4 separate regions of the Homo sapiens genome follow, and all the other regions are linked to region 1. A link is a contact called in ENCODE Hi-C or POLR2A ChIA-PET data. All regions are on one chromosome and are shown on one strand. Each heading gives the region's core, a stretch centred on a gene start or an enhancer-like site at or near the end of the contact. The rest is flanking DNA. Distances are from core to core; before and after follow the strand shown. Region 1 holds the start of MKNK2 (MAPK interacting serine/threonine kinase 2). Region 2 overlaps GNG7 (G protein subunit gamma 7). Region 3 holds the start of FAM174C (family with sequence similarity 174 member C). Region 4 holds the start of MIDN (midnolin).

Region 1 (3,151 bases), core at 652-3,151:
ATCCAGGGAGCAGCCGTGCATGGTGGGGGCTGTGGGGGGAGATTCCTAGAGCAACCGGTCCCGGCCACCTGGAGGAACACCTCACAGCCAGGACTGCCTGCCAGGCCCTCCTCCACCAAGACGCCCACCTTCCCAGCTCCCAGCCAGGCTGCCCTGGCCATGCACAGAGGCCGGCCCACAATCCTGGGCAGTGTGGGCGGTCCTGGTCCCACTGTTCTAGGTCTGGCTGTGGGACTCGAGTCAGCAGGCCTTGGCAGGAGGTGGCTGGAACCATCTAGAAAGTTCAAGTGTGCTTTAGCTGCCTGGCTGGCCCCATGCACTGACTCTGTATCAGCTCATGCCTGGCCCTAGGAGGGAGAAGACCACTGTCAGGTCCTCCTCTTTCCCGCCCAGCCCCTGACACTCTGATGGTGCCAGGCCTGCTGCCCTAGGGGAAAACTGGGCAGGGGTGGCAGGGGTGGAGTGCTGCCCTGGGGCACTGGCTGGACAGACCTGGGAATTCTTCCCAGTCTCTCTTTGCTCCTCCCACCCTGGAGCACCGCGTTGTGTGTACACACAAGACAGAGACACACACACACACAAACACACACACATACACTCACACTCTCTCTTCCTCTCTCCAGTCCTGCCTTCCCTACCGGGCAACAGGTCCCTGCCCAAGGAAGCCCAGTGAAGCGATTACATAACCCCGGCCTGAGGGGTGGGGCGGGCCGGCTGACATCACTGCGTCCCCTGGGCCAGGTCCTGCGGGGCCCCTGCCCAGCACCTGCCCTCCCCTTCCCCCCCAAGATTTGCTCATCTGAAACCAGCACTCAACAGCAGTCACCACCCGGGCTGCGCAGAAACTTCCCGCTCCGACAGGAAACAGCACTTGGGCCTGGGGTGTCTGCGAAGTGCAGGGCTGAGGGGACATCCCATCCCCTCCCCCACGGCACAGGCCCCCTGGGGGTGGGTGCACCTGACCAGCCCGGCCTGGGGATTCTGAAAGAAAGTCCCCAGAAGCCACATGGAGGTGGGAATGGGACTGTGGCCCGCTGACCCGTCCCCACCAGGGCACAACCAGCTGGAGCTTGCAGGGGACACCCCCCATAAGCCACATGCAGCGACTGGGACAGGACTGCAGCCTGCTGACCCCCCAGAACATACCCGGCGGGGGCTTGCAGGGGACACACAGCCTGGTGCCCTGACCCGGAGGGGGCTCCTGCTCCCAGCCTCACTTGGGGGTCCTGGAGGAAGGACCCGGCGGCCATGGCTGGAGAGAGGACTGTGGCCTGCTGAACCCCCATCCTCGCACACCGACCCCGCTTCAGCGCACGGCCGGCCCGGGCAGCCCCGGGTGTAGGGCGGGGGCCAGGCACGAGCCCCGGGAGCCGATCTTAGGGGCGGGCCCCGCGCCCCCCACGCCGGCCATTCCGGTGGTCCAGCCCGGAGCGCCCCCAAACCGACCCCGGGCCTCACCTTGAACGAACGGTGGAAACCCTGAAGTTCGGCTGGTTTCTTCTGCACCATCTTCTGTCCGGGCCCCGCCAGCGGGGGAGGGGACCGAGGGCCCGGGGGGAGGCCCGAGGGCGGGCGGCCGGGCGGGGGGCGGCCGAGGAGGGGACCCTGCGGGCGGGAGCAGACAAAGGGAGGGCGGTGAGCGGAGCCCGGCCTGCCAGGAGCGCGGACCGGGCGGGGGCGGCGAGGGCTCCGCGGGGCCCGTTTCCCGCTACCGGGTCGGTGTCCTCGGGGCCGCCCTGGGGTTCGCACTCACCGGGGTCGGGCTTGGGCCGGGGCCGCAGTGCCGCCGCCGCCCCACGTCGCGCAGCCCGGACCCCGCTCCGCGGACCGCGCGGGGAACAGCGCCGCCGCCGCCGCCAGCGCGGACCCCTCTACCTGGGCCACCGCCGCTGAGAGGAGCCGGGCGCGTCGCCGCCGCCGCCACCTTTATAGGCCCGGACCTGCTCTGGCCCCGCCCCCGACGCAGGCTCCGCCCGGCCTCACCCCCTGCGCACGACGTGGGCGGAGCCAGAAGAGGGCGCTCTCCGGGAACCCAGTGCGGCTGCGCGCTCCGGCGGTGGGGCGTGTCCGAAACGGCTAGCGCACGCCTGCGCAGTGCGGCGCACGGGGGTCTCGGTGCGGAACCTAGGCAGCGACCCTGCGGCGCGCCCGGAGCTGGCCTGTTTTTGCCGCCTGAGGCTCGCGGGGCCCGTGGGACCTGCGAGGCCCTGGGCCGTGTCCTACCGCCTGGCCCCACACAGGGCAACTCCCTTGGCCTGTCAACCCAGGCCTAGTATACCCCGACTCCCTTGGTTCATGCCCTCGCTCTAGAACCTGCCATGGCTCCCTCTTGCAGTTCTCCAGTGCTGGCTCCAGCAGTCCCCCTCGTGCACCACCAGCACGCTTGGAGTCCCAGCCACTCCCTTCTAGTGCTGGGGGACCAGCCACCGCCACCTACTTTCTTCTTCCCCTGGGCCACCCTGCCTGGGGAGCACTGAGCTCCCCGAGTTTGCTTTGTGGTTGGCAGGAACCAGAGTAGAGGGTGGGGACCGAGGTCTGTGAAGGACCCTTCCTCTGTCCTCGAATAGCATTTCAGGGAGAACTGGGACCTGAGACCCACTGGGAAAGAGCCCAAGGGGTGGATGGTCGCCAGGACAGGAAGTAAAACACAGTCCCATTTTGGCTGGGGCCCCAAACCAGGCTTAGATAGAATCAGCCTGTCCTGAGCTGCCAGTCCCCCATCCCACAGCATCCTGGTTCAAAGTGCTCCCCAGGCCCCGGGCCTGGGGCACACAAGGAGTGGGGGTTCCCCTGCTGGGTGGACTGTGGTCTCCTCTTCTGCAGGGGTTTCCAGAAGCTTCGCACAGCCCATCCCACCATCCCCCAACCAGGCCCTGAGCTCAAGAGGGGCTGGAGCCCCACTGACCTGAAGCTGGAGGGCCCCTGCCTGCAAGGCCACAGCTCTCAGGCCACAGGGGCTGGGAGGCCTGGCCTCAGCCACCCCCGGGGCATTGGGGGGAAGCCTGTGGGGAATTCCCAGCCAGAACCCAGCCCAGCACCTGGCATTGCCCTGACTCTTGGCAATGGGGGGACAGAAAACCAGGTCCCCCAGCCCCCCTTATTGTGCATGTGGGTGCGTGTGTGTGCGTGTGAACACATACACGCACAAACA
Region 2 (3,034 bases), core at 519-3,018, 570 kb after region 1:
GAGCCGAGATCGCGCCATAGCACTCCAGCCTGGGCAACAAGAGCAAAACTCTGTCTCAAAAACAGAAAAGAAAAGAGGAGAGGGGAGGGGAGGGGAGGGGAGGGGAGGGGAGGGGAGAGGAGAGGACCCTGTAGAATGAAAGAAAGGCAGATCCCCCTGCACCCTGGCTACAGGCCGTCGTCCCGACCCCTCTCTCTGCAGGCAGGTCACTGCCCCCCTCACAAACCTCTGTCCTGATCCCCCAACCCACACACCAGAGCTGGGCCCATGCACCGGGAAACCTGCCACCCCAGGGGCCACTCCAGTCTCAGACCAACAGGATATTAAAAAAGGCGAAACCTCAGAACCGTTTCCTATCGAAACCAATTAGAAAGCTCTTGGGTATGAGTCCAATGTTTTCAAGCAACTAAAGGCAAAAGAGAAGATTTTCAACGAAACATCCCAGCTGGGGGTGAGCTTCTTAGGGTCCTGTCATCGGCCACCCTAGAGGGACCTAGGGGTGAGCTTATGCCGTCAGCACCCCCAGCCAACGTGGGTCGGCCAGTTAGCTGGGCGTGGTGTTGTGCGCCTGTAATCCCAGCTACTTGGGAGGTTGAGGCAGGAGAATTGCTTGAACCCGGGAAGTGGAGGTTGCAGTGAGCCGAAATCGTGCCATTGCACTCTGGCTCCGGGCAACAGAGCAAGACAGCTCTGTGCAGAGAACAGACTCCTGCGGTGGAAATGCTGGCTGCCTTTGAGGCTGGGTTCTGTGACCTTGGGTTTCCCAGCCTGAGCTTCCAGTTTCATTTATAAAAGGGGTGACGTGGCCGCCTTCCTGCAGGCGCTCTGAAGGTGGCAGATTACACAGAGGTGGTACGACTCATACAGGTTTCTGCAAACGGGGGCCCCATCAACAGTCACCTTTCCTTAGCACAGCGCCTTCCTCCTGGGGTGACCTCGCCCCTTCCTGCACACCCCAGGAGCTTCCTGAGACCTGAGTAAAGCTCACTTCCCTTGCAAGGGGTTTAGTGACGTCCCTTCAAAATTCTTGTCCACGGGGAACCTCGGAAAATGACTGTTACGGACTAATTGCATTTGCTTAAAACTTATGTTGAAGCTGGATGTGGTGGTCCACACCTGTGGTCCCAGCTACTCGGGAAGCTGAGGCGGGAGGATTGCTTGAGCCCTAGGATTTCAGGGCTGCAGTGAGCTATGATGCTGCCACTGCACTCCAGCCTGTGCAACACAGCAGCAAGACTCCAGACACAAAAAATTAATTAAAGAAAAATGGCTGGGCACAGTGGCTCACTCCTGTAATCCCAGCACTTTGGGAGGCCGAGGTGGGCAGATCACCTGAGATAAGGAGTTCGAGACCAGCCTGACCAACATGGACAAACCTCATCTCTACTAAAAACACAAAGTTAGCCGGGCGTGTTGGTGCGCGCCTGTAATCCCAGCTACTCGGGAGGCTGAGGCAGGAGAATTGCTTGAACCTGGGAGGCAGAGGTTGCAGTGAGCCAAGATGGCACCACTGCACTCCAGCCTGGGTGACAGAGCAAGACCTCATCTAAAACAAACAAACAAACAAACAAACAAAAACAAAGAAGGAGACACAGAGAGACAGCAGAAAACAGAAGCAGAGACTGGAGCAATTCGACGGTAAGCACAAGCCAGGTTTGCCAGAGCCCCCAGAAGCCAGAGGACGCGGAAGGATCCTCTCCTGTAGCGCCCAGGGGAGCACAGCTCTGCAGACAGCTTGGTTTAGTACTTCTGCCCTCCAGAACCGTGAGAGGACACACGTCTGCGGATTGATACTTCCGGGTCTGTGGTCACCTGTTATGGCAGCCACAAGAGGCTCGTCTGCCCCTTTTCTCTCCCCTTCCTTCATGCTGATCACCACGGAGGAGTGAGTTCGATTCCCTCTGCCTGCCCAAAACCCTCATCAACTTTTTTTTTTTTTCTCTCTCTTTTGAGACGGAGTCTTGCTCTGTCACCCAGGCTGGAGTGCAGTGGCGAGATCTCGGCTCACTGCAAGCTCTGCCTCCCGGGTTCACGCCATTCTCCTGCCTCAGCCTCCTGAGTAGCTGGGACTACAGGCGCCCGCCACCACACCCGGCTAATTTTTTGTATTTTCAGTAGAGACGGGGTTTCACCATGTTAGCCAGGATGGTCTCGATCTCCTGACCTTGTGATCCGCCTGTGTCGGCCTCCCAAAGTGCTGGGATTACAGGCATGAGCCACCGCGCCCGGCTCCTGGTGGTTTTTAAGCTTGCAAAGGGTGCGGGATAAGCCCTGCAGAAGTCAATGGTCAGTAATGAGGGCTGGGGATTCAGCCCATCTCCAGGGAAAGCCCCCGAAACTGGCAACACCAGCTGCTTCCGGGAAGGGGAACCCAATGCGAGCAACGCGGCAGAGAGGGGGCTTCCGGGAAGGGGAACCCAACGCGAGCAACGCGGCAGAGAGGGGGGCTTCCGGGAAGGGGAACCCAACGCGAGCAACGCGGCAGAGAGGGGGGCTTCCGGGAAGGGGAACCCAACGCGAGCAACGCGGCAGATAGGGGGCTTCCGGGAAGGGGAACCCAATGCGAGCAACGCGGCAGAGAGGGAGGCTTCCGGGATGGGGAACCCAATGCGAGCAACGCGGCAGAGAGGGAGGCTTCCGGGATGGGGAACCCAATGCGAGCAACGCGGCAGAGAGGGGGCTTCCGGGAAAGGGAGCTCAATGCGAGAGCAACGTGGCAGAGAGGAGGGCTTTGTTTTCACTTTCACCGTGTATCATTTATACCACTAGAGCTCTGACACCCCGGGCACGGCCACTGATAGAAAACATTGGTCCTTCTTCCTGGGGGTGTGTGGCCAAGTGAGGGTGGGTGAGGGAGAAGCCACTTTCCGGCTAAGGTCCTCAACACCCAGGCTCAGTCTGAGCTCTTCTGTGTCCCAGGAGGCAAAAAGGTGACCACAGGTTGGGCTGTAGTATCAAACCCAGAACAAACGGGGTGTTCCAAGCCTGGGCAACATAGCCAGACCCCATCTCTACAAAAAAATAATTAGCCAGG
Region 3 (3,290 bases), core at 693-3,192, 780 kb before region 1:
CATTCTCTGCTAGCCTATGGAAGCTGCAGCCCTCGGAGGACAGAAGTGTTGTGCGCCCAACAGAACCCTCTGAGACGCAAGCTGCTCCCTTGGCTAGCTCATATGTGGAAATAGCCCTGTAATTCGAGGTAACTCCTTCCGCTCGTGTCCACATCCCTCTTGTTGAGAGCTCACTGAAAGTCATGTGCCCGGGGAATGTTCCTGTGACTGTTTTTTGTTTTTCCTTTTTTTTTTAACTTTGTTTTTGTTTTTTTCAATTAAGCTGGAACTAAAGTCAGGCCCAGCCATTACGCTCCCCACGTGCAGCCAGGTGCAGCCTGGGCCCAGTCATGCCTGGCTCATAGATGAAATCCCTTAAGCAGGATTGAAGACCAGTGAACGCCCCCGCCTTTTGGATTTTTTGCTCAATTGACCGTCTTTTCCAGACCTCTTTAAGTCACACTCTTAACTTAGCTTTCTCTGATGTCTGTTGCCGCCATTAGTTTTTTTCTAGAGCCCACACTGGCCCACATAGCTCCATCCCATACGGGTAGCTGGCTCCAGCTGCGCCAAGGTGCAGACCCGCCCTGGGCATGCTGGCCTGTGACGGAGCCTGAGGTCACAGCCCCCTGACTAGCCTGAGACCTTCCTAGGGGCTGTGGCTGTTTCCGGGGAGGCCGGGAGGGGCAGCTGTGAGCCCTGTGGAGGACGTTGGGAGTAACGCTGCTTTGCTTTGGCAGGTTGAAGGGGCCCGGCCAGGACTCGGGGAAGGGTGGCCTGAGAGCAGCGATGACCTCTGGGGTCACTGTCCCAGGAGGGACTTCACCTGGAACAAGAGCTGGAGGCAGCCGCTTGCCCAGGAGGCTTGTCCCCTGTAAGTGCTTTCGGGAAGAGTGGCATGTGGCGCTGAGCCCTGTCCCGGGCGGCACCTGGGCGTTTCAGTGAGTCCTGCTCTCCCGCACCTATGGCCCCATGGCGGGCGCCTTTCGGTGTGTGTTGGGTGCAGGGCAGCGCCTCCCGGGAGCGCCGGGTCCCCCGCCTGGAGCCCGCGCCTGTTCTCCCTCCCTTCCTCCTCCTTCCAGGAGGCGCTTCGCCAGTGAGGTGCGGGCTCAGGGCCTCGAGTCTCTCCTGGAGCACGGGCTGCGGTGCGCCGGCAGCTTACGGGGCGGCCAGTCCTTGCCCACAACGATGTGGAGCCCTGTGAAAGTCGGATTCGAATAAAGGGCCACGTGTGCACCCAGAAAGCCGAGTCTGTGGTTCAGGGGGGTCTGTCGGCGGAGCGGGGCCACTGGAAGAAAAGCCTGCGGACCTCGGTTCAGCGCACGAGTAGGACCCGACAGGGAAGACTGCAAGGGTCATTGTCCGAGCAGTGACCGCGGGGGGCTCGCCACTGAGGGGGTTCGCAGCGCGGAGACTCCAGTCTCGCGGGATCTGAGGCGCACTCGGCTTCGAGGGAGCGGCGGCCGCGCAGCCGCTGTCAGGCCCCGTCTTGGGCCGAGTCCCGGGTTCCCTGTAGCAGGCTTGGGAGCGGGGCGCCACCTTCCTGGGCCCTGGACGTGGCCGACGCGTTCTCAGTGTCCGTGAGGCCGGGGCAGGAGTGGCGGGGGTCGCCCCGAAGTGGGTGGGAATGAGCGGCCCGAGGTCCTGAAGTCGGGGTCCGCCCCGTCTCCCCGCTGCCAGCCCGATTTCCTCGGAAGCCGCGACCCCCCACGCTGGGCTGGCAGTTCTGGGCTCTGCCGGCTGCGCCTTGCCGGGACTCCCACGGGCGGGCTCCGGGCCTCCGTCCTGATCCCTTGGAGCGGTTCGACGAAGCAAGTTCCGCGGCGGGCGCGCGGGGCACTGTGGGTAGCGCCGGGGCTCACCAGGCGGAGGCGGGGCCCGGCGTCAAGCTCCGCCTCCGCGCCCCATTGGCTGGCATCACCTCCGCGCGCCTGACTGACAGCGCGCATAGGGGCGGGGCGCCGCCACCGCTTCCGCCGGGCCATGGGGCCGCGCGTGCTGCAGCCGCCGCTGCTGCTGCTCCTGCTGGCGCTGCTGCTGGCGGCGCTGCCGTGCGGTGCCGAAGAGGCCTCGCCGCTGCGCCCCGCGCAGGTCACGTTGTCGCCGCCGCCGGCCGTGACGAACGGGAGCCAGCCGGGCGCGCCACACAACAGCACGCACACGCGTCCGCCGGGGGCGTCGGGCTCGGCGCTGACGCGCTCCTTCTACGTGATCCTGGGCTTCTGCGGCCTGACCGCGCTCTACTTCCTGATCCGGGCGTTTAGGTGCGTCAGGCGCACGTGGGCGCCGTCTCTCAGCCTTGGCCAATTAGCGCGCGCCTAGTGCGTCACGTGCCGGGCCGCGGGGTCCTCCCCTCCCTCCCTCCCTCCCTCCCTCTCTCCCTGTTGGAGTGGGCGTGGGCGGTGCTGTGCGGGGTCGTCACGTGGTGTGGGCGGTGCAGGGGCCACGGGACTCACCCGCTCTCCAGCCTGCGCCTGGGGTTGGAGGTGCCCAGCGCGCCGCCTCTTAACTCGGGGGTGACGCTGCCCGTTTCCCAGGTGGGGCCACTGAAGCCGGAGCATGCCGGGCAGGGGTCAGGCCCTGGCGGGGCGAGGGGGCCTCCTTGGCTCCTTGTCGCCGGATGCCCGTCCTCGTTCTCATCTTCCCGCCTGCCGCCAGGCCTTTCCGTGGGGTCCCGATATTTTCCTTTCTGCTTCTACCCACTGAAGCTGGTTCGTCGCCAGGGTCGGCCACGTGCCCGCCTTGGGTGCTCCCACAGCCCGGGAGGTGCAGCTGCGTCCCCAGACCCTCGCGGGGGTCTCCAGCTGTAGGCAGCCCCTGGGCAGGAGGGGCTTCTGCGTGTTCAGGCCACCCCGGCTTCCCTGGCCTGTGGCTCCAGTCTCCTCTGGGCTCCTGACTACCCAGTGTGGCTGCTTCTCCCGGGTGGGAGAGACACAGCGAGGACCTTATCCCTCCCCATCACCACCCTGGCAAAGTCAAGCCGCTTTTTATTTTTTATAAGTTTTTATTGTAGCGATGGGGTCTCGCCATGTTACCCGCGCTGGTCTGAACTCCTGGGCTCAAGTGATCCTTTTTCGTTGGCCTCCCAAAGTGCTGGCATTATAGATGTGAGCACCTGCACTCCGCCATGCTGCTTTTTATGGGCCCTGTGCAGAGCCTCCCCTGTGCTCCACACCTCTTCCTGTGGAAGCACCTGCTGCGCGCTCTCCCCTGCCTGTATGCCGCGCCCTCCCTGCCTCCCGGGCTGCTGGGGCCACCAGGGGCTTGGCCCTGAGACAGGCTTCCATTCTGTTGTCTTTGGCAAAGTCTCA
Region 4 (3,234 bases), core at 628-3,127, 800 kb before region 1:
CCCAGCCCTTCATCCAAGCCCCATTCATCGACCCTGCCCCTCCTCCCTCCAACTGGGTCCAGTTCACTAAGCTCCCAGAACTGCTCAAGCCATTCCCACTTCCTGGACCATCGTCTTTTTTTTTTTTTTTTTTTTTTTTTTTTGAGAGGAGTTTCGCTCTTATTGCCCAGGCTGGAGTGCAATGGCACAATCTCAGCTCACCACAATCTCCGTCTCCCGGGTTCGAGCAATGCTCCCGCCTCAGCCTCCCAAGTAGCTGAGATTACAGGCGCACATCACCACGCCTGGCTAATTTTTGTGTTTTTAGTACAGACAGGGTTTCACCATGTTGATCAGGCTGGTCTCGAACTCCTGACCTCGTGATCCGCCCGCCTCGGCCTCCCAAAGTGCCAGGATTACAGGCATGAGCCACCGCGCCCGGCCTTTTTTTTTTTTTTTTTTTTTTTTGAGACGGAATCTCGTTTTGTCGCTCAGGCTGGAGTGCCCTGGCACGATCTGGGTTTATTGTAACCTCCGCCTCCCGCGTTCAAGCGATTCTCCTGCCTCAGCCTCCTGAGTAGCTGGGACTACAGACACATGCCACCATGCCCAGCTAATTTTTGTATTTTTAGTAGAGACAGGGTTTCACCATGTTGGCCAGGCTGGTCTCAATCTCTTGACCTTGTGATCCGCCCGCCTCGGCCTCCCAAAGTGCTGGGATTACAGGCGTGAGCCACCGCGCCCGACCGCATCATCTTTTTTATGTGACAAACTCCTAGTCATTCCTCAAACCGCAGCCCCTGTGACCCCCTTCCAAGGGTTATCCCAGCCTCTCCCTCTCTGGCCTAGCCCTGACCCTTCGGGGCTGGGTGTGCCTGTCAAGGTGGGGGCCACGGCTGCCGGGAGCATGGGTGGCAGCCGGAAGGAGACCTGGGGAGGAGCGCAGCCCTGGGAGGGGCGCCCATGGCCAGGGTGGGGGTGGAGGTGGTCAGGCCAGATAAAGGGAGGGGCCAGATGAGTGGACAGGAGGTGCTCCCGTAGGAATGGGGTCCCCTTCTCTAAATAGAGGGGCAGGACGGGGCCCACCTCAACCAGGACCATCCTCAAAAAGCCGACGGGGAAGGGTGAGATGCACACCACATTCGTGTCTCATTGGCTGTGGCCTCAGTTTCTTCATCTGTAAAATGGGGTAATGCCCACCCCAAAGGCTGGGAACCAGTGCATGTCCTGCATTAATGGGGGGTGATGGCCCCAAAGTGATCCTGCCGCATCCCCTCACCACACTCCCACCCACCCTGGAGAAACTGAGGCTTGGAGAGGCCAGTTACCTCCCGGGGTCACAGCATAGCCGGCTGGTGACTGGCTGGGCACAAGGCAGGCCTGGCACTGGCTAATCGCTCCATAAATGCCCTCTGAGGTCACCATTGACAGATGCAGGAGGCCAGGGCTGGCCAGGGCACCCCCACTCTACGGCAGGTGACTCCAGCCTGTTTTCCTGGACGACAGCCGCTGACTCAGGCCCCTCTTCCCGTCCCCCCCACGCGGGCGCCCCCAGGCGGAAGCACCGGGCCTGGGGCGACAGGAAGGGGGCGGGGCAGCGAGTCGCGCTGTACACCCCAAAACCCTGTCCCGCTGACGATTCGGGGTGCATCTCAGCCCGCGGCGAGGCGGGCCGAGACCCTTGGCTCGGGGCATTCAAGGGGAGTCCCCCCATGAACTGCGCCAAGCCTGGGTCCCGGGTGGCCCAGCCGTCAAGGCGCCCCAGGGCCAGGGCCGGCAGGCAGGGGCGGGGGCCAGTCTGCGTCACCGCCCGCCCGGCCCCCCGCCCCCCTGCCCGCCCTAACTCCACCCCGAGGGAAGGCGGCGCGGATAAAGGCTGAGGGCCGCGCGCTTGGCCCAGACCGGCCCGGCCAGCGCGCATTCGGCCCCGGACGAAGGTACTCGCAGCACTTGGAGCGCAGAACCGGCCGCGCCCGGTGAGTGTGGAGGGGGGGGACCTGCGGGCCGAGGAAGGGTGCCCACTCTAGATGGCTCAGGATGCCCGCACTTTTCTTTGTTCTTGGGACAGGAGGGATCGGGGAGCCTCCGGTCCTGGGAAGCCCCCCGGGGTGCGGGGTGGGAGGGGCTCCGCGCAGCCAGCGCCGCCCTGGCCGGACCTCAGCCCCCGCCCCGCCCCCCGGGGCACTCCCCCTTCACCGCGGGTGACCTTGAACTGGTTGCCGTTCCGCCCTCCGTTGCCCAGCCACACGGTCCCAGTCTCCCGACTACAGTCTTTCGTTCCCGATCGGGGTTCCTCCCCCGCGCGCAGCCCAGTCGTCTTCCTCCCCTGCCAGGGGCAGCGCGGCGCCCCCTCCCCGGGACTCCGGGCGGCGCTCCCAGGCGGGCCCGGCAGAGGGCGCGCCCGAGCTGCTGACTCACCGCATCCCCGAGCGCGCGCGGGCGCAGCCGGGGACGCCGCGTCACGTCACGGCTCGAGCGGGCGCGCCTCGGGGAAACGGGTTCTGCCCGCGGCCGGCGGGTGGGCGCGCGGGGCCCCCGGCGGCAGCCACCCGGCCACGTCACCGAGGTGCGGGCGCCCCGCCCCGGCCACAACTCCGCCCCCACGCACCACGCCCTCCCCGGGGCCGCGGCCCTAGCCTCACCGTCGCCCGCCCGCCCCGGGACCCCGGCCACGAGGCGCGGACTTCGCGCTCCCGCTTCCGCTCGCGGCTTTTCCCGGACGAAGGCGGCGGGGTGGCCCCACGACTTCCTGCCCCTCCCGGCGCCGGGAACAATGGCCCGCGCCCCCTCCCGCTCCCGGCCGCTCCCTTGGGATCGCGAGGGGTACCAGACCCGTCTCCAGACCTGGGTCCCGCGCCCCCCGGGGCGCGCCCGCCCTTTGTTGCGGGCTCCGGGCGCTTATGAATGGCTGCGGGCGCGGGCGGGGCGGGGGCGGGCGCGGAGAGGCGCCAGCCCCGCCCCCGCTGCGCTCCCCTTGGTCGCCTGGGCGCTGGGGGCGGGGCGAGGGGGCGGGCCCGGCTGCCACGTGGGGCGGTGCCGCGGCGGCTCTCATAGGCCCGGGCTCGCGGCCGACTGGGCGCTCGGCGCGCGGCGATTGGCCGGCGCCCGGCCGGCGGAGTAAGTAGTGAATGGGAGGGGGCGGCGGCCCCGCCCCCTGGAACGTTGATACATTATAACTTTTTTTTCTTGTTACTTTCACCCCCAGATCCTCCGAGCGGCGGCGACGGCTGTTGCTAAGGGAGGGGACGCGCGAGG

The links. A loop is a pair of places that touch in the nucleus more often than their neighbours do. ChIA-PET counts read pairs that join two places held with the same protein, here RNA polymerase II (POLR2A). Pooled maps may share reads with other maps.
Region 2: a pooled map shows a loop between it and region 1 (5-fold over the local background). The contact joins the enhancer-like site here to the promoter of MKNK2 in region 1. A Hi-C loop is called at or near these places in 1 of 168 maps with a recorded cell type or tissue (gastrocnemius medialis), 1 of 37 single-sample maps with no recorded cell type and 6 of 50 pooled maps. POLR2A ChIA-PET finds 5 or more read pairs at or near these places in 3 of 52 experiments (B cell, GM12878 and activated B cell).
Region 3: a loop to region 1 is called in a map of heart left ventricle, with 4 times the contacts of the local background. The contact joins the promoter of FAM174C here to the promoter of MKNK2 in region 1. A Hi-C loop is called at or near these places in 1 of 168 maps with a recorded cell type or tissue (heart left ventricle), 1 of 37 single-sample maps with no recorded cell type and 16 of 50 pooled maps. POLR2A ChIA-PET finds 5 or more read pairs at or near these places in 5 of 52 experiments (MCF 10A, WTC11, activated B cell and 1 more).
Region 4: a loop to region 1 is called in a map of ovary, with 4 times the contacts of the local background. The contact joins the promoter of MIDN here to the promoter of MKNK2 in region 1. A Hi-C loop is called at or near these places in 1 of 168 maps with a recorded cell type or tissue (ovary) and 6 of 50 pooled maps. POLR2A ChIA-PET finds 5 or more read pairs at or near these places in 2 of 52 experiments (PC-3 and activated B cell).

What each region holds. Positions count from the first base shown.
Region 1 is chr19:2,049,343-2,052,493 of GRCh38, forward strand. MKNK2 (MAPK interacting serine/threonine kinase 2) reads right to left here and starts at 1,902. Exons shown (of 14, transcript NM_199054.3): 1 at 1,754-1,902; 2 at 1,459-1,605. The coding sequence starts at 1,509. RefSeq lists enhancers at 154-810, 987-1,046 and silencers at 617-806, 1,537-2,076.
Region 2 is chr19:2,620,148-2,623,181 of GRCh38, forward strand. All of the region lies in intron 2 of GNG7 (G protein subunit gamma 7), which reads right to left. Among named protein-coding and RNA genes, the nearest start is that of MIR7850, 9.0 kb to the right of the region's middle. RefSeq lists enhancers at 651-950, 1,830-2,029. Within about 2 kb of position 1,769, at least 24 of the 41 ENCODE cell types and tissues checked have a DNase peak (open chromatin) inside an H3K27ac peak, as active enhancers do; they include B cell, GM12878 and gastrocnemius medialis, where a contact is called at or near this core.
Region 3 is chr19:1,273,588-1,276,877 of GRCh38, forward strand. FAM174C (family with sequence similarity 174 member C) reads left to right here and starts at 1,943. Exons shown (of 3, transcript NM_017914.4): 1 at 1,943-2,243. The coding sequence starts at 1,963. It overlaps CIRBP (cold inducible RNA binding protein), which reads left to right. Exons shown (of 6, transcript NM_001300829.2): 6 at 1-1,223. RefSeq lists silencers at 1-83, 1,450-1,674, 1,573-1,632, 1,643-2,012, 2,343-2,412 and an enhancer at 2,973-3,052.
Region 4 is chr19:1,246,706-1,249,939 of GRCh38, forward strand. It overlaps MIDN (midnolin), which reads left to right and starts at 1,878. Exons shown (of 9, transcript NM_001388306.1): 1 at 1,878-1,955; 2 at 3,185-3,234. It overlaps LOC102723811 (a long non-coding RNA gene), which reads right to left and starts at 1,367. Exons shown (of 2, transcript XR_007067082.1): 1 at 1,308-1,367; 2 at 1-1,156. RefSeq lists enhancers at 1-19, 1,955-2,488 and silencers at 1,332-1,871, 1,962-2,421, 2,482-2,601, 2,632-3,101.